2 separate regions of the Homo sapiens genome follow, and region 1 is linked to region 2. A link is a loop called in an ENCODE intact Hi-C map of the cell type or tissue named here. Cell type or tissue: heart left ventricle. All regions are shown on one strand. Links, peaks and the distances in the headings refer to the core of each region. The heading gives the core; the rest is flanking DNA. Region 1 overlaps TTC34 (tetratricopeptide repeat domain 34). Region 2 has its middle 21 kb from the start of PEX10.

Evidence for each region. Hi-C counts contacts between places; a loop is a spot of excess contacts. Peaks named below come from ENCODE experiments on the same cell type or tissue, not always from the same donor. Only the 100,000 strongest peaks of a DNase experiment are listed, where the experiment ranks them.
Region 1: it touches region 2 in a loop (4-fold over the local background); 3 of 110 quality-filtered maps call a loop at or near these places.

The regions. Positions count from the first base shown.
Region 1 is chr1:2,647,142-2,662,265 of GRCh38, forward strand. The region is part of intron 6 of TTC34 (tetratricopeptide repeat domain 34); the gene reads right to left. Among named protein-coding and RNA genes, the nearest start is that of MMEL1, 22 kb to the left of the region's middle. RefSeq lists enhancers at 7,903-8,407, 9,298-10,189, 10,311-10,822, 11,335-11,846 and a silencer at 8,969-9,263. In heart left ventricle, for the core only: no CTCF peak of the experiment used is centred there; DNase peaks (open chromatin) are centred at 5,910, 6,250, 6,920, 7,320 and 2 weaker places; H3K27me3 peaks cover 1,818 bases.
Region 2 is chr1:2,425,567-2,440,690 of GRCh38, forward strand. It overlaps a transcript of PLCH2 not described here. Among named protein-coding and RNA genes, the nearest start is that of PEX10, 21 kb to the left of the region's middle. RefSeq lists a silencer at 4,605-4,782. In heart left ventricle, for the core only: no CTCF peak of the experiment used is centred there; no DNase peak of the experiment used is centred there; H3K27me3 peaks cover 4,065 bases.

The DNA of each region.
Region 1 (15,124 bases), core at 2,416-10,415, 220 kb after region 2:
TCTATTTTTCCTCTTGGGATTTGTTGAGCTTCTTGGGAATTTTTCTGCTGTTATTTCTTCAAATACCTGTGTATATTTGTCCCATTCATTCTCCGTATTCTCTGGGAGTCCAATCACATGTATGCTAGATGGCCTGAAATTGTCCCACCGGTCACTGAAGGTTTCTTCATTTATTTTTTTAATTTTTAAAAGTTTTTTAGAGGCCAGGTGCAGTGGCTCACGCCTGTAATCCCAGCATGTTGGGAGGCTGAGGTGGGCAGATCCAGAGGTCAGGAGATCGAGACCATCCTGGCCAACATGGTGAAACCCCGTCTCTACTAAAAATACAATAAAAATACAAAACTTAGCCAGGCATAGTGGTGGGTGCCTGTAGTCCCAGCTACTCAGGAGGCTAAGGCAGGAGAATTGGTTGATCCCAGGAGGTGGAGGTTGCGGTGAGCTGAGATTGTGGCACTGCACTCCAGCCTAGGTGACAGAGTGAGACTCCATCTCTTCTAGAAAATTTTTTTTTCTTTCTTTTATTTTGAGAGGGAGTCTCACTCTGTCGCCCAGGCTGGTCTCAAACTCCTGGGCTCAAGTGATGCTGCCACTTCGCCCTCCCAAAGTACTGGAATTACAGGTGTGAGCCATGATGCTCAGCTCAGCTCTCATCGTTTGAAACAGAGTTTTGTTTTTTGTTTTTTGTTTTCCCTGCTTTTCCTTAGATTGGATAATTTCCTTAGATTGGATAATTTTCTTTGGTCTATACTTGAGTTCACTAATCCTGCTTTGGCAGTTTCCAATCTGCTGTTGTGCCTGCCTAGTAAGTTTTTAATTCCAGATATGCTGCGTTTCAGATCTAGGATCTCCACTTGATTATTACTGTTTTTTTTTTTTCATATTCCTCTGCTAGGATTCTCCATCAAGCTCACTCATTCTAGCAAACATTTCTTTTACATGTTTATGTCACTGCTTTTAAAAGCCCCTGTGTGTAAATTCCAAACCTCTAAGCCATCTCAGGGTCTGTTTCTATGAAGTACTTCTTCTCTTATTACGGGTCCCATTTCCCTGGTTCTCTGTGTGCCTAGCAGTTCTTGGTTTTGCGCTGGGCTCTGTGTCTGGCATGTGGTAGACAGGGCTGTGGTGCTGTCCTGCAAGGGGGCTGATTTCACTCTGGGGGGCAGGTAGATTACTGGTGGATCATTTTGGCCCTGCCAGGCTTTATCTTGTACTTTGCTAGGGGAGGATTCGTTTTTGAACTTAGTCCTAAAGTACAATCTTAATTTTAGGGTGTGGCCTTTCTGGGGTCTCAACTGAATGCCCAAGATGTTCAGAAAAGCCTCTCTGCGGCCTCCTGTCTCTCAGGTCACAGCTCTTTGCTGCCTGTTGTTTGGTGCCTGGAAACATTTGCTCATGCATTATATCCAGTTTATACAGCTGTCAGGAGCCTGGAATGGCACCCACATCCCCAGGTGAGCATCTGACAGCCTGGAACAGCACCCCACACCCCAGGGGAGCATCTTACAGCCTGGAACAGCACCCCACACCCCAGGGGAGCATCTTACAGCCTGGAATAGAACCCCACACCCACAGGTGAGCATCTGACAGCCTGGAACAGCACCGCACACTCCCAGGTGAGCACAGGTGAACATCTGACAGCCTGGAATGGCACCCACACTCACAGGTGAGTGTGGGACAGACTGGAGCAGCATTCTCCAGCCCCAGGTGAACTTGCGACAATCCAAAACAGAACCCTACACACCCAGCTGAGCATCTGACAGCCAAGGATGGCACCCCACACACCTAGGGGAGCATCTTACAGCCTGGAACAGCACCCCACACCCCCAGGTGAGTATCTGACAGCCTGGGAATGCACCCCCACACCCAGTTGAGCATCTGAAACCCTATAGCACCACCCCCAACCAACAGGTGAAAATCTTACAGCCTGGAACGGCACCTTCCACCCCCAGGTGAGCATCTTCCAGCCTGAAACAGCACCCCACACCCCCAGGTGAGTGTCTTACAGCCTGGAACGGTATCCACACCCACAGATGAGTGTGTGACAGCCTAGAACAGCATTCTCCAACCCCAGGTGAGCTTGTGACAATCTGGAACAGGACCCCACAACCCCAGGTGAGCATCTGACAGCCTAAAACAGCACCCTCCACCCTTAGGTGATCATTTGACAGCCAGGAATGACAACCCACATAAGCATCTGACAGCCTAGAACGGCACCCCCCAGTTAGGTGAGAATCTGAATGCCTGGATCAACGCTCAAACCTTCAGGTGAGCACCTGACAGCCTGGAACAGCAGTGCCCATACCCAGGTGAGCATCTGAAACCCTCCAGCAGCACTCACCACCCCAAGGTGAGCATTTGACAGCCTGGAACAGCACCCTTCATGTTCAGGTGAGCATCTGATGGTTTTGTTTTATTTTGAGATGGAGTCTCTCTCTGTCGCCCAGGCTACAGGCCAGTGGTGCGATCTTGGCTCACTGCAACCACCGCCCCCAGGTTTAATCGATTCTCCTGCCTCAGCCTCCTGAGTAGCTGCGACTACAGGCTGATTTTTGTATTTTTAGTAGAGACGGGGTTTCACCATGTTGACCAGGCTGGTCTTGAACTCCTGGTGATCCACCCACCTCGGCCTCCCAAAGTGCTGGGATTACAAGCACGAGTCATCGCACCTGGCTGATCATCTGACAGTTTTAAATGGCACCTCACACCCTCAGGTGAGCATCTGACAGCCTGGAATGGCACTCTGCATCCCCAAGTGAGCTTCTGACAGCCTGGAATGGCACTCTGCATCCCCAGGTGAGCATCTGACAGCCTGGAATGGCACTCTGCATCCCCAAGTGAGCTTCTGACAGCCTGGAATGGCACTCTGCATCCCCAGGTGAGCATCTGACAGCCTGGAATGGCACTCTGCATCCCCAGGTGAGCCTCTGACAGCCTGGAATGGCACTCTGCATCCCCAGGTGAACATCTGACAGCCTGGAATGGTACTCTACACCCTCAGGTGAGCTTCTGACAGCCTGGAATGGCACTCTACACCCTCAGGTGAGCTTCTGACAGCCTGGAATGGCACTCTACACCCTCAGGTGAGCATCTGACAGCCTGGAATGGCACTCTACATCCCCAGGTGAGCTTCTGACAGCCTGGAATGGCACCCCACACCCTCAGGTGAGCATCTGACAGCCTGGAATGGCACTCTACACCCTCAGGTGAGCATCTGACAGCCTGGAATGGCACTCTACATCCCCAGGTGAGCATCTGACAGCCTGGAACAGCACCTCACACCCACAGGTGAGTGTGTGACAGCCTGGAACAGCATTCTCCAACCCCAGGTGAGCTTGTGACAATCTGGAACAGGACCCCACTACCCCAGGTGAGCATGTGATAGCCGAAAACAGCACCCTCCACCCCCAGGGGATCATCTGATAGCCAAGAATGGCACTACTACCCTGAGGTGAGAATCTGACAGCCTGGATCAGCACTTCGACCTTCAGGTGAGTGTCTGAGAGCCTGCAACAGCACCCCACACCCCCAGGTGAGCATCTGACAGTCGGGAACAGCACCTCACACCCACAGATGAGACTCTGACAACGTAGAATGTCACCCTGACCCCCAGGTGAGCATCTGAAACCCTGGATCAGCTCTCCCCCATGCAAGGTGAGCATCTGACAGCAGGAAACAGCACTTGACACCCCCAGGTGAGCCTCTGACAGCCTGAAACCAGACCCACACCACAGGTGAGCAGCTGACAGGCTGCAACAGCACCCACACCCCCAGGTGAGCATCTGACAGCCCTAAATGACACCCCAACCCCCCAGGTGAGCATCACACCATCCAAATGGCACCCCAAACCCCCAATAAGCATCTGATAGCCTGAAACAGCACTCCACGCCTTCGGGGGGGCATCTGACAGCCTAGAACGGTATGTCACACCCCCAGGTAAGCATCAGAAAGCCTGGAACGGCACCCCAAACCCCCAGGTGAGCAACTTTGCAGCCTGGGACAGTACCCTCCAGCACCAGGTGAGCACTTCACAGCCTAAAACTGCACCTCACAGGCCAAGGTGAGCATCTGACTGCCTGGAACGGCACTCACACCCCGAGGTGAATGTGTGACAGCCTGAAACAGCATTCTCCAATCCCAGGTGAGGATCTGACAACCTGGAATAGAACTCCACACCGGCAGGTGAGCATCTGACAGCATTGAATGGCACCCAAACCCATAGATGAGTATGGGACAGACTGGAGCAGCATTCTCCAGCCCCAGGTGAACTTGTGACAATCCGAAACACAACCCCACACACGCAGGTAAGCATCTGACAGCCAAGGACGCCACCCCACACACCCAGGTGAGCATCTGACAGCCTAGAATGGCACCACCACACTTAGGTGAGAATCTGACAGCCTGGATCAGCACTTCAATCTTCAGCTGAGTGTCTGAGAGCCTGGAACAGCACCCCACACCCCCTGGTGAGTATCTGACAGCTTGGAACATCACCCTGCATACCAGGAGGGCATCTGACAGCCTGGGAAGTCACCCCCACACCCAGGTGAGCATCTGAAACCCTACAGCACCACCCCTCTCCAACCTTCAGGTGATTATCTGACAACCTAGAACAGCACCCTCCACCCTCAGATGAGCATCTGACAGCCGGAAAAACACCCTCCACCACCAGGTGATCATCGGACAGCCTGGAACGGTACCACCAATTAGGTGAGCCTCTGATGGACTCAAACAACAACTCACGATTTTGGGTGAGCAGCTGAGAAACTAAGTTGGCACCCTGCACTCAGGGGAGCATCTGACAGCCTGAAGCAGCACCTTCCACCTCTAAGTGAGCATCTGATGGTCTGGAGCAGCATCCATACCCCAGGTGAGCACCTGACATCGTGGAGCAGCAGCCCACACCCACAGGTGAGCATCTGACAGCCTGGAGGAGCACCCACACCCCCAGGTGAGCATCTGACAGACTGGAACAGCACCCTGCACCCCCAGGTGAGCATCCGACAGCCTGGAACACAACCCACACCCCCAGGTGAGCATCTGACAGACTGGAACAGCACCCTGCACCCCCAAGTGAGCATCTGACGGCCTGGAACAGCACCCACACCCCCAGGTGAGCATCCGACAGCCTGGAACAGCACCCACACCCCCAGGTGAGCATCCGACAGCCTGGAGCAGCACCCACACCCCCAGGTGAGCATCTGATATCCTGGAACAGCACGCACACCCCCAGGTGAGCATCTGACAGCCTGGAGCAGCACGCACACCCCCAGTGAGCATCTGACAGCCTGGAACAGCACCCACACCCCCAGGTGAGCATCCGACAGCCTGGAGCAGAACCCACACCCCCAGGCGAGCATCTGACGGCCTGCAACAGCACCCACACCTCCAGGCGAGCATTGGAAAGCCTGGAGCAGCACCCACACCCCCAGGTGAGCATTGGACAGCCTGGAGCAGCACCCAGAAGCCCAGGCGAGCATCCGACAGCCTGGAGCAGCATCCACACCCCCAGGTGAGAACCTGACATCGTGGAGCAGCAGCCCACACCCACAGGTGAGCATCTGACAGCCTGGAGGAGCACCCACACCCCCAGGTGAGCATCTGACAGACTGGAACAGCACCCTGCACCCCCAGGTGAGCATCCGACAGCCTGGAGCAGCAACCACACCCCCAGACGAGCATCTGACAGCCTGGAATGGCACCCACACCCCCAGGTGAGCATCTGATGGTCTGGAGCAGCACCCACAACCAAAGGTGAGCATCGGAGAGTCTGGAGCAGCGCCCACACCCCCAGGCGAGCATCTGACAGCCTGGAGCAGTGCCCACACCCCCAGGTGAGCATGTGACAGCGTGGAGCAGCACCCACAGCCCAAGGTGAGCATCTGACAACCTGGAGCAGCAACCACACCCCCAGGCGAGTATCTGAACGCACGGAGCAGCACCAAAACCCCTAGGGGAGCATCCGACAGCCTGGAGCAGCACCCACACCCCCAGGTGCGCATCTGATGGTCTGGAGCAGCACCCACACCCACAGGTGAGCATCTGACAGCCTGGAACAGAACCCACACCCCCAGGTGAACATCTGACAGACTGGAACAGCACCCACATGCCCAGGTGAGCCTCTGACAACCTGGAACAGCACCCTGCACCCCCAGGTGAGCATCTGACAGCCTGGAACAGCACACACACCCCCAGGTGAGCATCTGACAGCCTGGAACAGCACCCACACCCCCAGGCGAGCATCTGACAGCATGTAACAGCACCCACACCCCCAGGTGAGCATCTGACAGCCTGGAACACCAGCCTGCACCCCCAGGTGTGCACGTGACAGCCTGGAACAGCACCCACACCCCCAGGCGAGCATCTGATGGCCTGGAACAGCACCCACACCCCCAGGTGAGTATCTGACGGCCAGGAATAGCACCCACACCCGCAGGTGAGCATCTGACATCGTGGAGCAGCACCCTACACCCACAAGTGAGCATCTGACAGCCTGGAGCAGCATCCACACCCCCAGGCGAGCATCTGACAGCCTGGAACAGCACCCACACCCCCAGGTGAGCATCTGATGGTCTGGAGCAGCACCCACAACCACAAGTGAGCATCGGAGAGTCTGGAGCAGCGCCCACACCCCCAGGCGAGCATCTGACAGCCTGGAGCAGTGCCCACACCCCCAGGTGAGCATCTGACAGCATGGAGCAGCACCCACAGCCCAAGGTGAGCATCTGATGGTCTGGAGCAGCACCCACACCCACAGGTGAGCATCCGACAGCCTGGAGCAGCACCCACACCCCCAGGTGAGCATCTGATGGTCTGGAGCAGCACCCACAACCACAGGTGAGCATCGGAGAGTCTGGAGCAGTGCCCACACCCCCAGGCGAGCATCTGACAGCCTGGAGCAGTGCCCACACCACCAGGTGAGCATCTGACAGCGTGGAGCAGCACCCACAGCCCAAGGTGAGCATCTGACAACCTGGAGCAGCACCCACACCCCCAGGCGAGCATCTGAACGCACGGAGCAGCACCCACACCCCCAGGCGAGCATCCGACAGCCTGGAGCAGCACCCACACACCCAGGTGAGCATCTGACAGCCTGGAGCAGCACCCACACCACCAGGTGAGCATCTGACAGCCTGGAAAAGCACCCTGCACCCCCAGGTGAGCATCTGACAGTCTGGAACAGCACCCATACGCTCAGATGAGCATCTGACAGCCTGGAACAGGACCCTGCACCCCCAGGTGAGCATCTGACAGTCTGGAACAGCACCCACACACCCAGGCGAGCATCTGACAGCCTGGAACAGCACCCATACGCCCAGATGAGAATCAGACGGCCTGGAAAAGCACCCTGCACCCCCAGGTGCGCACCTGACAGCCTGGAACAGCATCCACACCCCCAGGCGAGCATCTGACGGCCTGGAACGGCACCCACACCCCCAGGTGAGCATCCGACATCCTGAAACAGCTCCCACACCCCCAGGTGAGCATCCGACAGCCTGGAGCAGCACCCACACCCCCAGGTGAGTATCTGACCGCAAGGAATGGCATCCTCACCTCCAGGTGAGCATCGGACAGCCTGGAGCAGCACCCACACCCCTAGGTGAGCATCTGACAGCCTGGAACAGCAACCACACCCCGGGGCGAGCATCTGACAGCCTGGAACAGCAACCACACCCCCAGGCAAGCATCTGACAGCCTGGAACAGAACCCTGCACCCGCGAGTGAGGATCAGACAGCCTGGAGCAGCACCCACACTCCAGGTGAGCATCTGACAGCCTGAAGCAGCACCCACACCAACAGGTGAGCATCTGACAGCCTGGAACAGCACCCACACCCCCAGGTGAGCATCTGACAGCCTGGAACAGCTCTCACAACCCCAGGTGAGCATCTGACAGCCCGGAACAGCACGCTGCACCCCCAAGTGAGCACCTGACAGCCTGGAGCAGCAACCACACCCCCAGGTGAGCATCCAACAGCCTGGAACAGCACCGACACCCCCAGGTGAGCATCCGACAGCCTGGAGCAGCACCCACACCCCCAGGTGAGCATCTGATATCCTGGAACAGCACCCACACCCCCAGGTGAGCATCTGACAGGCTGGAGCAGCACGCACACCCCCAGTGAGCATCTGACAGCCTGCAACAGCTCTCACAACCCCAGGTGAGCATCTGACAGCCCGGAACAGCACGCTGCACCCCCAAGTGAGCACCTGACAGCCTGGAGCAGCAACCACACCCCCAGGTGAGCATCCAACAGCCTGGAACAGCACCGACACCCCCAGGTGAGCATCCGACAGCCTGGAGCAGCACCCACACCCCCAGGTGAGCATCTGATATCCTGGAACAGCACCCACACCCCCAGGTGAGCATCTGACAGGCTGGAGCAGCACGCACACCCCCAGTGAGCATCTGACAGCCTGCAACAGCTCTCACAACCCCAGGTTAGCATCTGACAGCCTGGAACAGCACGCTGCACCCCCAAGTGAGCATCTGACAGCCTGGAGCAGCAACCACACCCCCAGGTGAGCATCTGACAGCCTGGAACAGCACCCTGCACCCCCAGGTGAGCATCCAAAAGCCTGGAGCAGCACCCACACCCCCACGCGAGCATCTGACAGCCTGGAACGGCACCCACACACCCAGGTGAGCATCTGATGGTCTGGAGCAGCACCCACAACCACAGGTGAACATCGGAGAGTCTGGAGCAGCGCCCACACCCCCAGGCGAGCATCTGACAGCCTGGAGCAGTGCCCAAACCCCCAGGTGAGCATCTGACAGCGTGGAGCAGCACCCACAGCCCAAGGTGAGCATCTGACAACCAGGAGCAGCACCCACACCCCCAGGCGAGCATCTGAACGCACGGAGCAGCACCCACACCTCCCGGCGAGCATCCGACAGCCTGGAGCAGCACCCACACCCCCAGGTGCGCATCTGATGGTCTGGAGCAGCACCCACACACAGAGGTGAGCATCTGAGAGCCTGGAACAGAACCCACAGCCCCAGGTGAGCATCTGACAGACTGGAACAGCACCCACATGCCCAGGTGAGCCTCTGACAGCCTGGAACAGCACCCTGCACACCCAGGTGAGCATCTGACAGCCTGGAACAGCACACACACACCCAGGTGAGCATCTGAAAGCCTGGAAGAGCACCCACACCCCCAGGCGAGCATCTGACAGCATGCAACAGCACTCACACCCCCAGGTGAGCATCTGACAGCCTGGAACAGCACCCACACCCACAGGTGAGCATCTGACAGCATGTAACAGCACCCACACCCCCAGGTGAGCATCTGACAGCCTGCAACAGCACCCTGCACCCCCAGGTGCGCACGTGACAGCCTGGAAGAGCACCCACACCCCAAGGCGAGCATCTGACGGCCTGGAACGGCACCCACACCCCCAGGCGAGCATCGGACAGCCTGGAGTAGCACCCCACACCCCCAGGTGAGCATCCGACAGCCTGGAGCAGCACCCACACCCCCAGGTGAGCATGTGACAGCCTGGAAGAGCACCCACACCCCCAGGCGAGCATCTGACAGCCTGGGTCGGCAACCACACACGCAGGTGCGCATCTGATGGTCTGGAGCAGCACCCACACCAACAGGTGAGCATCTGACAGCCTGGAACAGAACCCACACCCCCAGGTGAGCATGTGACAGACTGGAACAGCACCCACATGCCCAGGTGAGCCTCTGACAGCCTGTAACAGCAGCCTGCACCCCCAGGTGCGCCCGTGACAGCCTGGAACAGCACCGACACCCACAGGCGAGCATCTGACGGCCTGGAACAGCACCCACACCCCCAGGTGAGCATTGGACAGCCTGGAGCAGCACCCACAACCCCAGGCGGGCAACCGACAACCTGGAGCAGCACCCACACCCACAGTTGAGCATCTGACTTCGTGGAGCATAACCCCACACGCACAGGTGAGCATCTGACAGCCTGGAGCTGCACCCACACCCTCAGGTGAGTCTCTGACAGCCTGGAACAGCACCCTGCACACCCAGGTGAGCATCCGACAGCCTGGAGCAGCACCCACACCCCCAGTTGAGCATCTGATGGTCTGGAGCAGCACCCACAACCACAGGTGAACATCAGAGAGTCTGGAGCAGCGCCCACAACCCCAGGCGAGCATCTGACAGCCTGGAGCCGTGCCCAAACACCCAGGTGAGCATCTGACAGCATGGAGCAGCACCCATAGCCCAAGGTGAGCATCTGACAACTTGGAGCAGCACCCACACCCCGAGGTGAGCATCTGACCTCCCGGAGCAGTACCAGTACCCCCAGGCGAGCATCTGAACTCATGGAGCAGCACCCACGCCCCCAGGCGAGCATCTGACCGAACGGAGCAGCACCCACAACCCCAGGCGAGCATCTGACAGCATGAAACAGCACCCAGAACTCCAGGTGAGCATCTGACAGCCCGCAGTAGCACCCACAAGCACAAGTGAGAATCTGACAGCCCAGAGCAGCACCCACACCCCCAGGGGAGCATCTGACCGCATGGAGCAGCACCCACACCCCCAGGAGAGCATCCGGCAGCCTGCAGCAGAACCCACACCAACAGGCGAGCATCTGACAGCCTGGGTCGGCACCCACACCCTCAGGTGAGCATCTGACGGCCTGGAACAGCACCCACACCCCCAGGTGAGCATCTGACATCGTGGAGCCGCACCCCACACCCACAGGTGAGCATCTGACAGCCTGGAGCAGCACCCACACCCCCAGGTGAGCATCTGACAGCCTGGAACAGCACCCTGCACCCCCAGGTGAGCATCCGACAGCCTGGAGCAGCACCCACCACTCCCAGGCCAGCATCCGATAACCTGGAGCAGCACCCACAACCCCAAGTGAGCATCTGATTGTCTGGAGCAGCACCCACAACCACAGGTGAGCATCGTAGAGTCTGGAGCAGCGCCCACAGCCCCACGCGAGCATCTGACAGCCCGGAGCAGTGACCACACCTCCCGGTGAGCATCTGACAACAGGGAGCAGCACCCATAGCCCATGGTGAGCATCTGACAACCTGGAGCAGCACCCACACCCCCAGGTGAGCATCTGATGATCTGGAGCAGCACCCACAACCACAGGTGAGCATCGGAGAGTCAGGAGCAGTGCCCACACACCCAGGCGAGCATCTGACAGCCTGGAGCAGTGCCCACACCCCCAGGTGAGCATCTGACAGCGTGGAGCAGCACCCACAGCCCAAGGTGAGCATCTGACAACCTGGAGCAGCACCCACGCCCCCAGGCGAGCATCTGAACACACGGAGCAGCACCCAAACCCCCAGGCGAGCATCCGACAGCCTGGAGCAGCACCCACACACCCAGGTGAGCAACTGACAGCCTGGAGCAGCACCCACACACCCAGGTGATCATCTGACAGCCTGGAACAGCACGCTGCCCCCCCAGGTGAGCATCTGACAGCCTGGAACAGCACACACACCCCCAGGCGAGCATCTGACAACCTGGAACAGCACCCATACGCCCAGATGAGCATCTGACAGCCTGGAACAGCACCCTGCACCCCCAGGTGAGCATCTGACAGCCTGGAACAGCACCCACACCCCCAGGTGAGCATCTGACCGCATCACATGGCATCCTCACCCCCAGTTGCGCATCTGATGGTCTGGAGCAGCACCCACACCCACAGGTGAGCATCAGACAGCCTGGAACCGCAGCCACACCCCCAGGCGAGCATCTGACAGCCTGGAGCAGCATCCACACCCCCAGGTGAGCATTTGACAGCCTGGAACAGCACTCACACCCCCAGGAGAGCATCCGGCAGCCTGGAGCGGAACCCACGGCCACAGGCGAGCATCTGAGAGCCTGGGTCGGCACCCACACCCCCAGGTGAGCATCTGATGGTTTGCGGCAACACCGACACCCACAGGTGAGCATCTGACAGCCTGGAACAGAACCCACACGCCCAGGTGAGCATCTGACAGCCTGGAACAACAGCCTGCACCACCAGGTGCGCATGTGACAGCCTGGAACAGCACCAACACCCCCAGGCGAGCATCTGACGGCCTGGAACAGCACCCACACCCCCAGGTGAGCATCAGACAGCCTGGAACAACACCCATACCCACAGGTGAGCATCTGACATCGTGGAGCAGCACCCCACACCCACAGGTGAGCATCTGACAGCCTGGAGCAGCACCCACACCCCCAGGTGAGCATCTGACAGCCTGGAACAGCACCCACACCCCCAGGTGAGAATCTGATTGTCTGGAGCATCACACACAACCACAGGTGAGCATCGGAGAGTCTGGAGCAGCACCAACATCCCAAGGTGAGCATCTGACAACCTGGAGCAGCACCCACACCTCGAGGTGAGCATCTGTCCTCCCGGAGCAGGACCCATACCTCCAGGCGAGCATCTGAACCCATGGAGCAGCACACACGCCCCCAGGCGAGCATCTGACCGAACGGAGCAGCACCCACAATCCCAGGCGAGCATCTGACAGCCTTTAACAGCACCCACAACCCCAGGTGAGCATCTGACAGCCCGCAGCAGCACCCACACGCACAGGTGAGAATCTGACAGCCCGGAGCAGCACCCACACCCCCAGGGGAGCATCTGACCGCATGGAGCAGCACCCACACCCCCAGGGGAGCATCTGAAATCCTGGAGCTGCACCGACAACAACAGGTGAGCATCTGAGAGCCTGGAACAGCTCCCGCACCCCCAGGTGAGAATCTGACAGCCTGGAAGAGCACCCCATATCCCCGGGTGAGCATCTGACAGCCTGGAACAGCACCCACTCCCCCAGGTGAGCACCTGACAGACTGGAACAGCACCCACAGGCCCAGGTGTGCCTCTGACAGCTTGGAACAGCACGCGCACCCCCAGGTGAGCATCTGACAGCCTGGAACAGCACCCACACCCCCAGGCGAGCATCTGATAGCCTGGAACAGCACCCACACCCCCAGGAGAGCATCCGGCAGCCTGCAGCAGAACCCACACCAACAGGCGAGCATCTGACAGCCTGGGTCGGCACCCACACCCCCAGGTGGGCATCTGATGGCCTGGAACAGCACCCACACCCCCAGGTGAGCATCTGACATCGTGGAGCAGCACCCCACACCCACAGGTGAGCATCTGACAGCCTGGAGCAGCACCCACACCCCCAGGTGAGCATCTGACAGCCTGGAACAGCACCCTGCACCCCCAGGTGAGCATCCGACAGCCTGGAGCAGCAACCACACTCCCAGGCGAGCATCCGATGACCTGGAGCAGCACCCACAACCCCAAGTGAGCATCTGATTGTCTGGAGCAGCACCCACAACCACAGGTGAGCATCGTAGAGTCTGGAGCAGCGCCCACAGCCACAGGCGAGCATCTGACAGCCCGGAGCAGTGCCCACACACCGAGGTGAGCATCTGACAACAGGGAGCAGCACCCATAGCCCATGGTGAGCACCTGACAACCTGGAGCAGCACCCACACACCCAGGTGAGCATCTGATGGTCTGGAGCAGCACCCACAACCAGAGGTGAGCATCGGAGAGTCAGGAGCAGTGCCCACACACCCAGGCGAGCATCTGACAGCCTGGAGCAGTGCCCACACCCCCAGGTGAGCATCTGACATCGTGGAGCAGCACCCCACACCCACAGGTGAGCATCTGACAGACTGGAGCAGCACCCACACCCCCAGGTGAGCATCTGACAGCCTGGAACAGCACCCACATCCCCAGGTGAGCCTCTGACATCGTCGAGCAGCACCCCACACCCACAGGTGAGCATCTGACAGCCTGGAACAGCACCCACACCCCCAGGTGAGAATCTGATGTTCTGGAGCATCACACACAACCACAGGTGAGCATCGGAGAGTCTGGAGCAGCACCCACAACCCAAGGTGAGCATCTGACAACCTGGAGCAGCACCCACACCCCGAGGTGAGCATCTGACCTCCCGGAGCAGGACCCATACCTCCAGGCGAGCATCTGAACCCATGGAGCAGCACCCACGCCCCCAGGCGAGCATCTGACCGAACAGAGCAGCACCCACAACCCCATGCGAGCATCTGACAGCCTGGAACAGCACCCACAACCCCAGGTGAGCATCTGACAGCCCGCAGCAGCAACCACACGCACAGGTGAGAATCTGACAGCCCGTAGCAGCACCCACACCCCCAGGGGAGCATCTGACATCCTGGAGCAGCACCGACAACCCCAGGTGAGCATCTGAGAGCCTGGAACAGCACCCACAACCCCAGGTGAGAATCTGACAGCCTGGAAGAGCACCCCACATCACCGGGTGAGCATCTGACAGCCTGGAACAGCAACCATACCCTCAGGTAAGCATCTGACAGACTGGAACAGCACCCACACGCCCAGGTGAGCCTCTGACAGCCTGGAACAGCACGCGCAACCCCAGGTGAGCATCTGACAGCCTGGAACAGCACCCACACCCACAGGTGAGCATCTGACAGCATGTAACAGCACCCACACCCCCAGGTGAGCATCTGACAGCCTGCAACAGCACCCTGCACCCCCAGGTGCGCACGTGACAGCCTGGAAGAGCACCCACACCCCAAGGCGAGCATCTGACGGCCTGGAACGGCACCCACACCCCCAGGCGAGCATCGGACAGCCTGGAGTAGCACCCCACACCCCCAGGTGAGCATCCGACAGCCTGGAGCAGCACCCACACCCCCAGGTGAGCATGTGACAGCCTGGAAGAGCACCCACACCCCCAGGCGAGCATCTGACAGCCTGGGTCGGCAACCACACACGCAGGTGCGCATCTGATGGTCTGGAGCAGCACCCACACCAACAGGTGAGCATCTGACAGCCTGGAACAGAACCCACACCCCCAGGTGAGCATGTGACAGACTGGAACAGCACCCACATGCCCAGGTGAGCCTCTGACAGCCTGTAACAGCAGCCTGCACCCCCAGGTGCGCCCGTGACAGCCTGGAACAGCACCGACACCCACAGGCGAGCATCTGACGGCCTGGAACAGCACCCACACCCCCAGGTGAGCATTGGACAGCCTGGAGCAGCACCCACAACCCCAGGCGGGCAACCGACAACCTGGAGCAGCACCCACACCCACAGTTGAGCATCTGACTTCGTGGAGCATAACCCCACACGCACAGGTGAGCATCTGACAGCCTGGAG
Region 2 (15,124 bases), core at 4,474-12,473:
GCAGTGGCATGATCTTGGCTGACTGCAATTTCTGCCTTCTGTGCTCAAGTGATTCTCCTGCCTCAGACCCCCAAGTAGCCGGGATTACAGGCACGTACCACCGCGCCTGGCTAATTTTGGTGTGTTTTTTTTTTTTTTGTAGAGATGGAGTTTCACCATGTTGCCCAGGCTGGTCTGAAACTCCTCAGTTGAGCAATCCACCTGCCTTGGCCTCCCAAAGTTCTGGGATGACAGGAGTGAGGCACTGCGCTGGGCTCATGCATTTTTGAGGAAATACCTATGCAGCACACGGCCGGCAGCACCACAGTGTCTCAGCTGTCTTTCCAGGAAAGTCCTGCTCCCCACTATACTGTGGGTCCCCCGGCTAATTCAGCTGGAGTCCCCGTCGCTCGAGAGCCTCCTCCCAGGAAAACGCCCTTTGCTGCGGCAGCTTTCTGTTCTCCCTGGCTCCCTGCACGGAACTGAGCTTTGGTACAGTTCATCATTTGTGCTGTTTCAACAAAGACCTTCTTAGGGAAATGGCCTCTTCTCTGCTTTAATTCTGAGCACGCACTGGTGAAGGACACTGTATCTGAGCCGAGGCCCAGGGTGTCACCCATCAGAGCCTTTCACCATCTGTGCAGATGTCAGCGCGGGGAAGGGACACCTCCTTTACATAAAAACAGCTTAGACCTTGCAGGCTCCTGGAAGATTCTGAGGACCCCAGGGTTATGTGGGCCACACTCTGGGGAGCAGTGTCTATGGCCCCGTGTTTGGCCAAGCACCCCGTTCTGATCTTTACTTTCTCCACCTGGCACTAAGCTTCCCCTTCTTGCTTCTAACACTGAGTGGGGCTCCGGGGTGTCCCCCACCCCATGGCCTCCCAAAGTCCCTGGTTCGGGGCTGCCGTGAGCAGCCTCCTGAGTCCCCATGGGGTCCTGGGGGCCTTTCCCTCCGGGTCAGAGTGGCGGAGTCCCCGGCCTACACACACGAGCTCGGCCCAGTGCTCCCACGCTGACCTAGGGCTGGCCCCTCGCGGTCTTCCCTTCCCTTGTCAAACACCCCTCCCTCTGTCTCCAGAGTGCCGGCGAGCTGGGCGGGCTCCACTCCCTCCATGAAGCTGGCCCCTGAGCGCAGATGTGCAGGCTGGCATTCCTGCCCGCTGTGAGCATGGAGGGGCCTGGCCTCAGCCTCGCACTTCCTGACACGGTTGTGGGGTCGGGGCTGCTGGGTTCTTTGTCTCCCTGTGCGGCCAGGCCAGCAGGTGGGCGTAGCCAGGCGGGCTCCAGCAACCCCACCAGCTTGGGGGCAGCGGCTGAGCTTGCTGGGGCCTGTGGCTTCTCCGGGGCCTTAGGTCTGTGTTCCCTGCATCCGCTAAGTCCAGGGGTGGGAGCAGGGCCTCACAGAGGGGCCTTGGGCTGGGAGAGTGGGGAGGACTGTGGGCAGCCAGTGGCCCCTGGCAGAGTGGCAGAGGCCCAGCCATAGGCTCACTGGCATGGGGCCTGGTCTGCCTCCTATGCCCAGGACGTCTTGGCCGGGGGTCTCCATACCTGGGACCCACGTTCAGCCTGGAGACGGAAGTCAGGGTAGCAGGGAAGTAGCAGGAGGTGGCCTCTGTGTGACAGCGGGTGCCGGCGGCTAGGGGCCCACCGGGTGGAGCTCCTGGGGGCGTTGAGGAGCTGGGCAGTGGGCTGCAGTGGGGCGCCCTGGGGCCAGGAGGGCAGCTGGGGCAGGCAGGCTGTCCCCTCACCCTCTGGGTCTCTCGTGGGGGCCCGGGGCCGCAGGTCTGGGACGAGTCAGGTGCTGGGGGCAGCCGAACCCGCCCCAGCTCAGCCGCCCCTGCTGGTGGTTTCTCCGGGATAGGGTCCTGCCCTCTCTGGGCCTCAATCTCTCCCTCCTGAGAGTGGACTCTCTTGTGGGCTGGGTGGCCAGTGGGGCCTCAGGCCAGGAGGGAGAGGGAGCCCCTCTGTGACATCTTTCCTGGAGAGGCTGAGGCTCCCACTTCTACCTGCCCTCAGGGGGCTTCCTGAGCCAGGGGATACCAGCCAAGGGTGTGGCACCCCACTTCCTGGGCACTGCCGCAGAAGGTGGGAGGGAGGATGGGAGGATGTCAGAGGAGCAGGCCGGGGCTTGTGGGGGCCTCCGGTACCTCTGCTGGGAGCTCGCGATCCAAGGGACACAGCGTGAGGGGCCACCGCAGGTATTGAAACAGAAGCAGCCGGCGAGCCCTCCAGAAGTGGGAGCCCTCCAGAAGTGGGAGCCCTCCGGGGGTGGGAGCCCTCCAGGGGTGGGAGCCGGCTTGGACTCGCTGGCCCTGAGCAGGTACCTGGGCTCTCCCTGTGGGTGAGAGCAGTGGGCGGGCAGGCTGGGAACTTAGGGCTGTAGGACCTGCTGAGTGGGTGACACTTCATCCTCCGGGGGCTTCGAGGGCAGAGGTCCCTGCCTAGAGGAAGATCTGCTGGTCTGTGTGTGGTCGTTGCACCCTGGGCACTCGGCCCGGAGCTGGGCCTGGGCCTGGGCTGTGCTTCCTGATTCAATGGGGACAGGGTCCAGGGGACCTCTCCACCCTGTCCCCAGCATGGCCCGGTCCAGCCTGGCCCCGAGTGACGTTGTCAGTGAGAGTTGCCCAAGGCAGCAGGTCCAGGGTCTGAGCAGAGGCTGAAGGCCTGGCACCGGCAATGTCCCCTTCTTAGGCCAGGGTCTGGGCTCCTGGGGATCGGCCAGCACTCCATGGCCAGGGCGGGGAGCAGCAGGCCTCGCTGGGGATGGCCCCATGACAAGACCAGCCAGTGCTCCTCTGACCTGTAGGCCCTCTCCAGCTCTCCAGGAGCCGCAGAGACCAGTGTGGCTGGAAGTAAGGGCGCCACTCTGGGACCACGGTGGCTCTCAGGGCAGGACTGGGTGGGCAAGCGTGGACTGCATCTGTCCTGCATGGGGTCCTGCGTCTGGCTCGCCCGGTGCCGTGCTGTGGGGCCCACGCCAACGGCTGACCTCATGGTCCTCCGTGGCCTCGCCTAGGCTTGCGGCAGCCGACGTGGCGTTGTTGCCTAATTAGGTTGGACTGTGCCAGCCCCAGCGGAGCCCACGCCCGGCCCTTGCGCCGGCAGACGTGTCGGGGCACGGCTCCTGCACTCCCACTGCCGCAGGAACTGCTCAGGAACCTGCCGGTCTCCGGCTGGGACGGTGGCTGGATCAGCTCAAGCCTCCAGGGCCCTGAGGCTGAGGGGCTGAGTGCTCATTCCAGCCGCCTCGGGGAACCCGGGCTGGGAGACCCCATGCCTGGGGGTGAGCCTGGAGCCAGGGCAGTGCGGTGAGAGGCTCCGGAGAGAGGGCTGGGCACCACCAGGCTTGGGTGAGGAGGGAGGCCTCTGGTCGAGAGCGAGCTGGGAGTCCTGGGGGCCCCGGGGTGGGTGGTGGCCCAATGCCCTCTCCCTGCCATCTTCTGGGGCCAGGGCTGCCAGAGGTGCCGGGCCAGCCAAGTCTAGGTCTGTGCCGATTGGAGGGGGTGGGTGAGGCTGGAGGGCCAGGGCCTGGGGTGTGCAGGGTGAGGGGACAGGTGGCCAAGGGGCCCTCCTTCCTGGGGATTGGGTGCGAGGAGGGAGGCGAGGTCAAGGGTGGGGGTCCTACCTGCCAGGGCTCCTTCTAGGGCCCTGGGGAGAGAGACATGCCGACAGGAGCCTGCCCCTCCCAGCCCTGGCTGTTCTTCCCACCTGGCAGAGCATGGCTCTGTGTGTTTGAGGGCCCAGGACTCCTGATGTCCATCTGTGCTGGGCAGGCTGGGAAGAATCCAGGCCTAATGGCCAAGGCCTCCACCTGGCCCCTGTTAATCCCCTCCCCAGGGAGGGCACTCACCTCCCTGAGGGGCAGGCACCAAGGAAAAGGTGGCCAGAAAGGCTCTGAAAGGAGCTGGCCTGAGAGTGAGGAGTTGGCGGGTGATGTGGTGGAAAGGCGGGTTCTGGGCAGGGAGGCTGAGCAGAGGCTGGTGGGACGGAACCCCTGGGCCAGGACGAGGAGGCTGTTTGGAGCCTGGGGCCCCTTCTTGGGAGCAGTGAGAATTAGGGGTTTGGAGCTCAGCCAAGCGGGGCTGCCCTTGGCAGACATTACCAGGGAGACCAAAGGGGCCTTGATTCACTGCATGGGCTGCGTGCGTGGTGACCAAAAGGGCTTGAGACCCTGGCCTCAGGAGTGACACTGGTGAGACCACAGGGCTGGAGAAAGGAGAAAGGGCTGCCCGCCATGCCTGTGGCTCCTCCTCGGGGCCGTGGGGGCCCCTTGTGCTGTGAGGGCTGGCAAGTACCTCCTGTACCCAGCACAGCAGGAGGGGCTGGGGGGGCCGGCCTCAGAGACACCCCAGGCACCTCTTGCTTTGCAAATGTGCTCCTGGGAGACTGGCTGGTTTCTGTAAAGCGACTCCTGTTTTGCCTTTAAATTTCATCAAGCTGTGGGGAAAGTGTCAACACAGAGAAACAGCTGGAGCATGGAGGAAGCTGTGGCCTCGGGTCCCTGGTCTTCTGGCTTCCTCTGTGACTGCCCCAGAGACTTGGGGTTTCAGGGCAGGGTCCTGTGGCTCTCCTCCCCTGCCCTTTGGTTCTTCCCACCTGACTCTTCAGACACAGCTACCCAGCCCCACTGCGCTGGCCTATTTACCTATGAGGGGCAGTGAAGCTGGGCTGCAATGCAGCGCCTGCCAGCAGGGGTCACTGGGCACACACTGTGCTCCCTCCCCCGAGTTATGCACCTGCCTGGACAGACCTCACCCACCAACTCCCTCTGGCCTTCTTGCTCTCTCTAGGTGTGTGATGCGCTGCTGGCCCAGGCTACACCCCGACAAGGGACACCGGGGGCCCCGGGAGCAGAGAGACCTCAGAGCAGCCTCCTCCTGCCTCCTGTGGACGGCCGGCCCCAGCTGGTGATCCCAGCCAGTCCCAGCTTTCAGTTGCTGCCCCCACCGACAGTCCTCAGTCCCTCCATGATGGCTCCCCCGACAGCCGGCCCCCTTCCTGGCCCAGCTCTTCCGCCTGAGGACCCAGGGCCGGATCCGGAGAGCAGGTGGCTTTTCTTGAGCGCCAACATTCTGCCCGTGGGTGAGTGAGGCCCTGGCTACCCACACCAAGCCAGAGAACATTGTTCTTCTCCTGCTGAGTGCGTCTCTGTTTCCTGGAGCCCAGGGACAATACGGTTCAGGGTTCAGTTCAGTGACCCTGATGTCCCGTGATGTCACCTGGGGAGAACTGGGGCTCTGCTAGCACCCCAGGGCAGGTGGGGCCGCCACGTGCAGAGGAGCCTGGCGTGCAATTCAAGAGCTCTCAGTGTGTGTCCCTTCGTGTGGGCAGAGAGGGGGTGGGTTCATTCTTGGGGGATGGCTCTCTGCCCACCTGCTGCACTGGGGGGGTCTGGGAGAGGTGCCCCTGCAGCTCACGATGCTTCCTTCTTGGTCGTGTTGTCACTGTCAGAAGGGCGAAGGCCTCCCGATGTGGCGGACAGCTCTGGGGTCTAGTGTGGAGACTTTGGGGTGTGGAGCTGGTCCCCTGAGCTCCTGAGCTTCTGCTGGGATGCCCTGGAGTGGCAGGCCTGTGGCTGGCTGCCCTGCGTGTGCGTGTGCGTGTGTGTGTGTGTGCACACCGCTATCTGCCGCTTCTGCTCCCCCTGGGGGCCCCTGCTGCTCTCTGGGCGGCCGCTCCCAGGCAAGAACCATGGCAGTGGTGAGCGTGTGTGCGTGTGTGCGTGTGTCTGCCTGCACTCGTGAGGGTCTGCACCTGTGCCTACATGGTGTGTGCCCAAGTGCGTGTGTGTGTGTGTGTGCTCATGCTCTGTGCATGCCTGTGCCTCACAGAGGTGGCTCCGGCTTGTCAATGCCACATTCTCCAGATATGCCCAGACAGGTCTTCGCCATCTGAGGGTGGAGCTGCGCCTGGGGAGCTGCACACAGCCCCTGCCGGGCTTGGGGCCCTGGCTTTCAGCGCTGTCTGGAATGGACACCGGGGAAAGGGGAGACCAGATGGGGGAGGGGAGCAAGCTGCGCCCCCTTCTCCAGAGCTTCCAGAGTCCTGGAGAGCTTCCAACTCTGGCAGGGCCTGGGGGCGGGAGGAGCCAGCGGTCCTATATGCAGAAACAGTATCAGGTCCAGGGGCAACGGTTCCCAGGATAGAGGACTCCTGCTGTGTACCCTTCTGCTGCTGGCCCTGCCCCTCATCACAGTCCCTGCCTCTCCGTTCCTACCCCTTGTTACTGTCCCCGCCCCATGCCTGGGTGGTGGATGCTGAGGGAGGGCAGTCTTGTGCTGGGTGCTGGGCCTACCCTCATCCTGGGGGCCTTTCTGGGAGGCTCCTTCTTGGTTGAGCCGGAATCGTGTCCCTTTCCTTTGAGTCGGTGCCTGCCCCCACTGATGCCAGCTCAGTTACCTGTGCACATTAGGGTGGTGGTTGGCAAGGTGCCCCGGGTGGTGTGGGCCTCTGGCCTGCTCCAGGACAGGCTCGGCTCTGCCTGTTGGGTTTCGGGGTCCCAGACTGGGGGGCTTGTATGGAGCCTCGTGCATTTACCAGGCGTCAGCTTCGTGCTGCCTCCTCTGGGACTCACGGCCATGGCTGCCCACAGTGAGGCCAGGCCCCACTCTGCAGATGAGGCGGTGAGGACCCCACAATGCTGGGGCTGGCACCTGGCTGCCGACTCTCTCATCTTCCTGGCTCACACCCTCAGCCCTGAAGCGGTGGGCAGTGATGGGGATGGGGGTCAGGTCCGCTTGGGAGTGCAGCTTGGGGGTGAATAACTGAGCACTCCGGCTGGGACTGGGGCAGGTGGACAGCAGGGGGCCCAGGTTGGGGGCCGTGGGACAGCACTGGGGCCAGCCCCCTGCCCTGCTGGCCCCTCATGGCTGACAGCACACCCCGTCCCCTGTGCAATTTGCCTTACCCCAGTTCTTGTGTATCCGTGGTAACGGGCTTTCATTTAGAGCAGCTTGATCCAGCTCCTGGGGCTAACGGGTGGGGGAGAATGCAAATGACTGCTGGGCACGTGGCCGGGCCCATGGCACAGGCTGGGGTGTGCACCCGGCCCCCACACTCAGCGCCCTGGGCCCGGGGGCCCCTGCTGGGCATGATGAGGGTCTGAGCTGCCCAGACAGTGCACTCTCCAGGCTCTGGGAGCCTTCACTCCTGATCCCTGAGCCTCTCAGTGCCTGGGGCCGGATGCCAGAGGTGGAGGGTCAGAGCCCGCCGTGCAGGCTTGCCTGGACGGACACCGCCGCCCTCCCACAGCAGGGAGGGTCCCCAACTCCCCCGTCCGGAGGGGCTGTCACAGGAGCTGCCCCTGGGAGGCGCCTGGAGGTCTTTCCCGTCCGTCAGGTGGGGAGGGGTCTGTGGCAGTGCTCCCTTCTCTTCCCGGTGCACACACGGGCTGGGTGGAAGAACCTGGGCACCCTGCCTGCCTGTTACCCACCAGTGCCCATGGCTGAGCTTCAAGTGCCCACCCTTTGCCCCCTCCCATCCCTGAGGTTGGGGCCGTGTTTCCCTCTGGGAGGATCGAACAGCTTGGATGTGGGGCCCCACTGAACTCAGAGGTGGGAGCCTTCTTCAGGCTGCCCCCTAATACTGAGCCAGCAAAGGTAAATGGGGGTCCTCCTTCCACTCTTCCCCTTCCAGATTGGCTCCCGGCCCCCGCTGTGTACGTGCTCAGGTGTCCGGGGAGGACCAGTGTGCTGTGGTGTGGGTGGTGGTGCTGGGAGCAGAGGCAGGCAGGTTTTGTGGGGCTGACTGCATGTGCACCTGGGGCTGCTGGTGGCCTGGCCTCCCTGGCATCTCCATGTGGATGAGGCTGGCAGCATGGCCCTACTTGGCCGGGGGCTGCTGAGGCCCATCCGGGCCGGTGTGCTCCTGTCCCCTGGAGTACTCCAGCGGGAGGCTGTGGCTCTTGGGGTTCAGGGCTGCTGGAGTATGTGTCCCCGCCATTCTCACTGAGCTGGAGCTGGAGCGGCTCAGTCTCGGTGCCTTGAGGCTGGCACAGGTGGGAACGGTGTGTCCGCACAGCAGGAGCCTCCCCGGGGGCTTTCTGACTTCAAAGTGCACTCAGATCTGCGTTTTCCTTCGGACTCTACACCGGCTCTTATGTTGGCGGCTCTTGTATGTTTCTTTTTTCCCTGATCATGAAAGCAAGACTCACTCAGAGGAGATGCTTTGGAAAATACAGAAAAAGACAAGGGAGAAAATCAGACCAGCCATTGCCATCCACCTCTCCCCGCTCCTTCGTGGCTTTGGGTGCCTGGGTTAGGCAGAGCCCCTGCCGGCTCCCCAAACCCCCTCAGAGCCATCGACTCCCTCCACGGATGTGCCCACACTGGGGGTCCCGGGTGATGTTGGCCGTTTGGTCCCTTCAAACGTTTGAATTTTCCCCTGGAGCCCGGCTTTGAGTGTCTGCCTCATGCTCCGAAGGGCAGCAGTGCAGTCTCCCCGGGCACCCAGGAAACTCGACGAGCTGCTGCCATCAACATCGCAGGAGGTTCCTTCACAGGCATCGCGCGTCCGGCTTCGTGGCGGGTCTCCCGTTGTTTCCTTGGAGGCTGCGGGTCTCCCTGGGTGGCGTTTGATGTATGTGCACCGAGCTCTTTGAGGCTCCCACCTTCAGCTTCTTACTGAGCAACCAAGGGAGGTGGCTGGGTGTGCCAGGGGCCGGCGGGGGCCGCGCCTGGGCAGGGGGCACCGCGCCTTCCCCAGGTCAGTCCCTGCCTGAAGCCAGGTCAGAGGCTTTTCTAGAAGGAGGCAGGACACACGGACTCACCTTCACAGCCGTTTACAACCTGGGAAGGTGGCCCCAGCTCCTTGTGCCGTGGGGCCCCTTCTCTCCCGGGCACCCACAGGGCCTCTGGCAGGGGCGTATTTCCCCCACGCACAGGTTCCTTATCTGTCTCCTCAGCTGTATCCAGAATGCAGTCTGGTTGTGGAAAGCAAAATTAAACACTGCCTTTGTAGACAAAGCAGCTGCCGCCAGGTGCGGGCGGCACAAGCTCTGTCACTGGCCTCGGGGGCCCTGACTCTCCTTTGAGATGCAGAACCCTGGACACTGGGCCGTGGGACCCTCCAGTCCCGGAAGGGCCAAGTGTGGCAAGGGCCTGGCTTCCAGCAACCCCCTTCCCCCCACAGCCAGCAGAGGAGCCCCAGGCTGCCCGGGCTGCCAGCCGCACTAAAAGTGGGGAGAGCCTCGCCGGTTGTGTCCCCACTCTGGGGCCATGCAAGCTCCTCTCCCTGGTGCCACGTGCACTGATGATGTGCTTCACCTGGAAATCGAGGCTCCCCGTGGAAACCACCCCCGGGCAGAATCAGCTGTGGGTTGCGTATGTCCTCGGGCGCCCATGCTGTACCCAGGCTGCCCAGGAGAGCTGAGCCCGCACGGGAAGGCAGGCCCCTAGAAGTGTGTCCCCGTGGCCCAGAGCTGGCTTCTCAGGGGGGATTTGTTCTGAGAAGTCCGTGGCCTGCGAGCCTCAGCATGCAGCAGGCCGGGCAGAACACCGGGGCGCAGGGACTTGGCTTTGTCAGCAGCAGGAGGCAGGTGCACTGACCTGGATGGTCCTGCCTGGGCTGCAGAGAAGTGGGCAGTCCAGGAGCTCTGCTGGGAGGAGGAGTGGAGCTCACCAGGACGAAGGAGAGCATGTGGAAGATGGTCCCGGGGGTGAGGACCTTTCCTCCAGGAACCCCTGTCACCTGCGGACAGTGAGCAGGCCAGAGGCCGGGCAGGGGCTGTGGGGGGTGGGGCCCGGTTGCTGCCTCTTGCAGGGAGGGCACCTGGGCTCGGGGTGTTTCCTCAGAGAGGATAGGGAAGTGAGGCTCACGCCCAGGGGTCCCCGGGCTCTGGGCTGACCAGCGCTCTCACACCACCCTGGGTAGTCAGAGGGCACCAGCAAAGCTGTTTTAGGTTCCAAATGGCTGGAGGCTGGAGGCTGGAGGCTGGAGGCTGGAGGCATGTGTTAGTGAGGCGGGGATAGCAGGCGCAGGGGCCTCTCTTTGCAGGGACTGGGGAAGGGGCCAGGGACCTCAATGGGGTCCCTGGGGAGGACAGAGGTGGGAATAGTTGCTGGCTGGCAGGGCCCGAGTGCAGCGTGACACGGCTCTCAGAGCCCACAGCACGCCTGGCCTGTTGTGATCTCCAGGAGGGGAGACTGGGTTTCCAGGGTCCTTTGATGGCTGTGGAGTACAGCCAGGGTGGAGAAGATGATGAACTGTGGGCAGCTGGGGTCCAGAGCCCCTGCGATGGGAGGCTCAGCTCAGTCTGGAGTGAGCCCCCACACCTGGGGGGCTCAGCTGGGAACACCTGGTCTGTCCAGTGTGGGGCTGAATTTGCTGCTGAGACTTGGGCTCTCATCATCTCTCTCCCTCTGGCCAGGAAAAGAGTGAGGGCCCCTCCTCCCTTCCTCCCTCCTCTCCTCCTCCCTCCTCCCTTCTTCCCTCCTCCCTTCTCCCCTCCTCCCTTCCTCCCGCTTCCCTCCTCTCTCCTCCCTCCTCCCCTCCTCCCTTCCTCTCTCCTTCCTCCCCTCCTCCCTTCCTCTCTCCTCCCTCTTCCCCTCCTCTCTTCCTTCCTCCTCCCCTCCTCCCTTCCTCCCTGCTCCCTCATCCCTTCCTCCCTGCTCCCTCCTCCCTTCCTCCCTGCTCCCTCCTTCCTTCCTCTGTTTCCTCCTCCCTCCTTCCTTCCTGCCTCCTCCTTTCCTCCTTCCTCCCTCCTCCCCTCCTCCCTCCTCCTCCTTTCCTCCTTCCTCCCTCCTCCTTTCCTCCTTCTTCCCTCCTCCCTTCCTCCCTCCTCCCTTCCTCCCTCCACCTTTCCTCCCTTCCTCCCTCCTCCCTTCCTCCCTCCTCCCTTCCTCCCTCCACCTTTCCTCCTTCCTCCCTCCACCTTTCCTCCTTTCTCCCTCCTCCCTTCCTCCCTTCCTCCCTCCACCTTTCCTCCTTCCTCCCTCCTCCCCTCCTCCCTCCTCCTCCTTTCCTCCTTCCTCCCTCCTCCTTTCCTCCTTCCTCCCTCCTCCCTTCCTCCCTCCACCTTTCCTCCTTCCTCCCTCCTCCCTCCTCCCTTCCTCCCTCCAAGGTCAGTGGTGACTCCCCAGGGCTTAGCCGTCACCTGTGGCTCTGTCTCCTGGGAGGCCTGGAGAGGCAGGGGTGGGTGGCTATGCAGGCTGTGCTGGCAGGCATGGCCTGAGGGTCAGGCTAGTCCCTTCTCCTAGTGTCCTGGAAACTGGCACTGAGTGGGCATATGCAGCCTTGTCGTGGGCACTGTGGCTCCTGGAGTCTGGTGAAGAGGGCAGGGTTGGTCTTCCTGGGCCAGGGTAGGTGGGGACCTGCAGGCAGGGGAGGGTGTGGGCAGCATGGCCCATCTGGTTAGAGTGTCCCAAGAGACCACCCAGCTGAGGCCTCCTGGGGAGCTCTGGGGCCAGGGTGCACCTTGGGTGGGGGTGAGCATGGGGACCTGAGGTGCTGCTGGGGCCCCTCCCCGGGGCTTTGCTCCCAAGACCCTCCCACAGTCCCCAGCCCAGACAGGGCCGCCAGGCCTCTCGCCTTCTGTGGGGCAGGGCAGCCCCCATGGGTCAGGTGCTCAGTGTTGCCCTGGGGCCCAGTGGGCAGGTGAGGGAGCAGCAAGGCCACAGCAGGTCCCCGGGTCATGGAGGGCTTGGCTGGGAGGGAGCAGGCTTGGGTTATGGCCCGGGGTCACTCTGCCAATTTCGGTGCCTTGGTGGGCTGCGAGCCCCTCTTCTCTGAGCACGGACTCCTGTTCCAGAGGCCCCCACATTCTCTAGGGTTGCTCCATGCAGTGCCCAGCTCCTACTCCTGTCCAAGACTGACTTAGACCTCCTCTGGCCAGCTGGACAGCTCTGCCCAAATCTCAAATTCATCATCCCTGAGGACTCAACCTCAGACCCTGACTCCAGGCCTCCCTGCTGGGCAAATAGCACCCACCGCAACTAGGGGGCCCAGATCCTGGGAACACCCTCCCGCCCACCATCCGACTCAGCCTGGGGGTTTCTCTCCTGTCCCATGTCCCACTCTTTGCTCCACCCCTGCAGCCTCCACCCCTTCAGAACCACCCTCAAGTCATACCTGGCTAAGCAGGGGCCATAGCCAGATCGCCTGCTCCCTGCCTCTCTCTCTAGGGACAGGCAATACACACATGCACACGCACACACGAAGGCACACACATTTGTGCAGACATGCACATACACGTGTGCATACCACACACATACGTGCACACACATATGTATACCCACCCCCACACACATAGGGAAACACATGTGTACATACAACACATGTTCACATGCACCCAAACCACACACGTGCACACACAGTACATGCACCCACGCACGTGGCCGTCCATCTCAGTGGTCTTCCAGAACTCGCCTCTCACCGCCTCCTCTTTGGCCTCGAAGGCCTTCCACGATCTGGCCCTTGCCTGCCTCTGCCACCCCACCCCAACTGAGCATCCGCCAAGGTCCCTCCAGGCCCGCCTGGCACCTACTGCCTCAGCATTAGTAAAGTTCTTGGCAACTTGGTTGTGTGCTGGCTTTGCAGGTCCCTGGGCTGAGGCCTCCCCCAGGGCAGGGTCACACTGCGCTCCCAGCCACCTGGCTCAGAGCCCTGGGGATGCTCAGAGCGTGCCTGTTGGCAGCCGTGGAAATGAGCAAGCGCGGAGATGAACGGCGCTCGGCAGACGGTGTGTGCTGGCGCCCGGCCCTGTGCAGGCGACAGTTGGTTTACAAGGAAGTGTGCACTGGGCCCGGCTGGCGTGGGGTAAGAAGAAAGGGCAGGGCCCAGTGTCCCTGGGTCCCACCAGTCTCTGCCCCTTGGCACCCCTGGGGCATGACTGTGAGGCCGAGGGGCCCAGGGTCAGCCCAGGTCAGCAGGAGGTCCAGGGGAGGGTCTGTCCAGGAGGCACTCCCTCCTGTACTGTCTCCCATGCCCCTGCCATGTCCCCTCCAGCTCACCTCCTGCAAAGGTGTGCACACTCGACCCTGGCCTCCATCAGAGAGGGCAGCATGAGGGCTCTGGGTGTGGGTGCCCACAGGAAGGGGAGGGGGCTGGTGCTTCTCCACATCGTCTTTGCCGATTGCCCAAGAGAGAGCACCCCCGGCCACTGCGGCTAGGGCAGGTGAAGGTCCCTTCTTGCCCCCGCCTCCCAACACCTGCTCCCCACAGCCTGGAAGTCTATTTTCCTCCAAATTTGCTCGGATCATTCCAGCTGGGAGCACCCCCCGTCCCGCTGCCTGCCCACCAGTCTGCCACCCTCCCTGTGTGCCAGAAGGGCCTCTGGTCCCATGGGCACCTTCCCTGCAGATCTAGGGTCCTTCAGGGGGCGCAGCGTGTGCAGGGGGGAACCGGGGCAATTCACGGCAGCATTGAGTGTTTTGCCCCACTTCGCCGGCGTGGGCTGCCCTGCCCAGGGATCTGGATGGGCCGATGGAGCCCAGCTCTGGCCACATGGGTGGCTCCAGGTAGAAGTGGCTTTGACTACGCCCTCCCAGCCCTGACCCAGCTCCCAGGGTCCCTGTCTTGCTAGACCTGGACGGAAATATCTCCCTTGCCAATGAGAAACTGTTTCAAGGCAGGATACCATGTCTCTGGGGACCCTGGGCAGGTGCCTTTCTCTCTTTGTGCCTCAGTTTCCCCCTCAGAGAAAAGGGTGTGTCAGGCCTCAATGATTCCTAAGGGCAGGCAGTGCCTATAAAGACCTTTGGCCCCCCCGAGGGTGTCCTCACCCTTCTCGCTGGCACCAGCCCATGCAGCAAGGTGCCTGGGGGGTCTCAGAGCAGGAGGCTCAGCCCTGCCCACCCACCCCAGTGCTGGCCAGACCTGGTCCCCGACCCCAGGGCTGCCCCCGGGTTCTGGGCCCTGTTCATGGGAAGCCAAGCCAGGGGCAGCTGATCCCATCCCACCCGTTCGTTGTCTTGAGTTCTGATTGAGAACGGGACGTCTTCAGACCAGATGCTGGTGGAAAATGAAACACACACTTTCTAAATTTAGCTGCTGAGGATTGCACGTTTACCCGATTAAGCCCATTGATTGAGTTGCGTGCACGTGCTCTCTCTGCAGTGCTCAGCTGTGCCTCTCCGGGCTGTCTGTCCTCCATGGTGACCTCAGGCTGCAGAAGGGCCTCTGAGACCTCCCGCCCAGGTCTCTGGCCCTGAGCCATCTGTTCACCTGGGGCTGACACTGCCACCCTCGGGGGAGAGTCCCGGGGTCCGTGGGGAGAGCCCGTCAGAGTCCAGCTGGATTCTTCTCCACTGAGGAAAGGCATTGCCTGAGAGACACCGCAGCCAGGCCTGGCTGGAGTGTTCGAGGGCAGCGGGCACGCGGCTCCCTGCCTGCAGGGACCTCATGATCTTAATGTGAAGGGCAGACTCAAAATCAGGGCAAGGTCATGTCCGGGACACTGCGGGGGACAAGGCAACCAGGGAGGCTTCCCAGAGGAGGTGCCTCGTTCCTGACCTTGGAAACCAGGCAGGGGTGGGCAGGGGGCCTGTGGAGAAGGGGGAGTCAGGCTTGGTGGAGTGTCTATGAGGGAAGGGCAAACAGGGTAGAGAAGGCAGCTGCAGCCAGTCCACAGGGCCCTGGGTGCCAGGCTGAGGGGTCCGATGTAGCCTGTGGTCCAGCTGCAGGGGTGGGTGTATTGGAGTGAGGCCTGCAGGCCAGATGGGGTCTGTGGGTATGGCCCAGGAAGTGGCCCATCTGGGAGCGCCCGGGAAGGAAGACTGGCTGGGAGGGCTGGAGCTGGGGAGGATCTCGGGTGGGGGGCAGGCGGTGTGCCCTGGCTGCCGGGGTTGCCCCCAGGAGCACCCGGCCATGGTGGTGGGTGCCTCCACACAGTCTGCCGTGAGAGGAGGCCTCTCTCCATGTCTGTCGCTGGCCTTGCCCGGCCCGCCCGGGGATCTTGCATTGCTGCGACCAGGGATCCTCTCTCCATGTCTGTCGCTGGCCTTGCCCGGCCCGCCCGGGGATCTTGCATTGCTGCGACCAGGGATCCTCTCTCCATGTCTGTCGCTGGCCTTGCCTGGCCCGCCCGGGGATCTTGCATTGCTGCGACCAGTGATCCTCTCTCCATGTCTGTCGCTGGCCTTGCCCGGCCCGCCAGGGGATCTTGCATGCTGCGACCAGGGATCCTCTCTCCATGTCTGTCGCTGGCC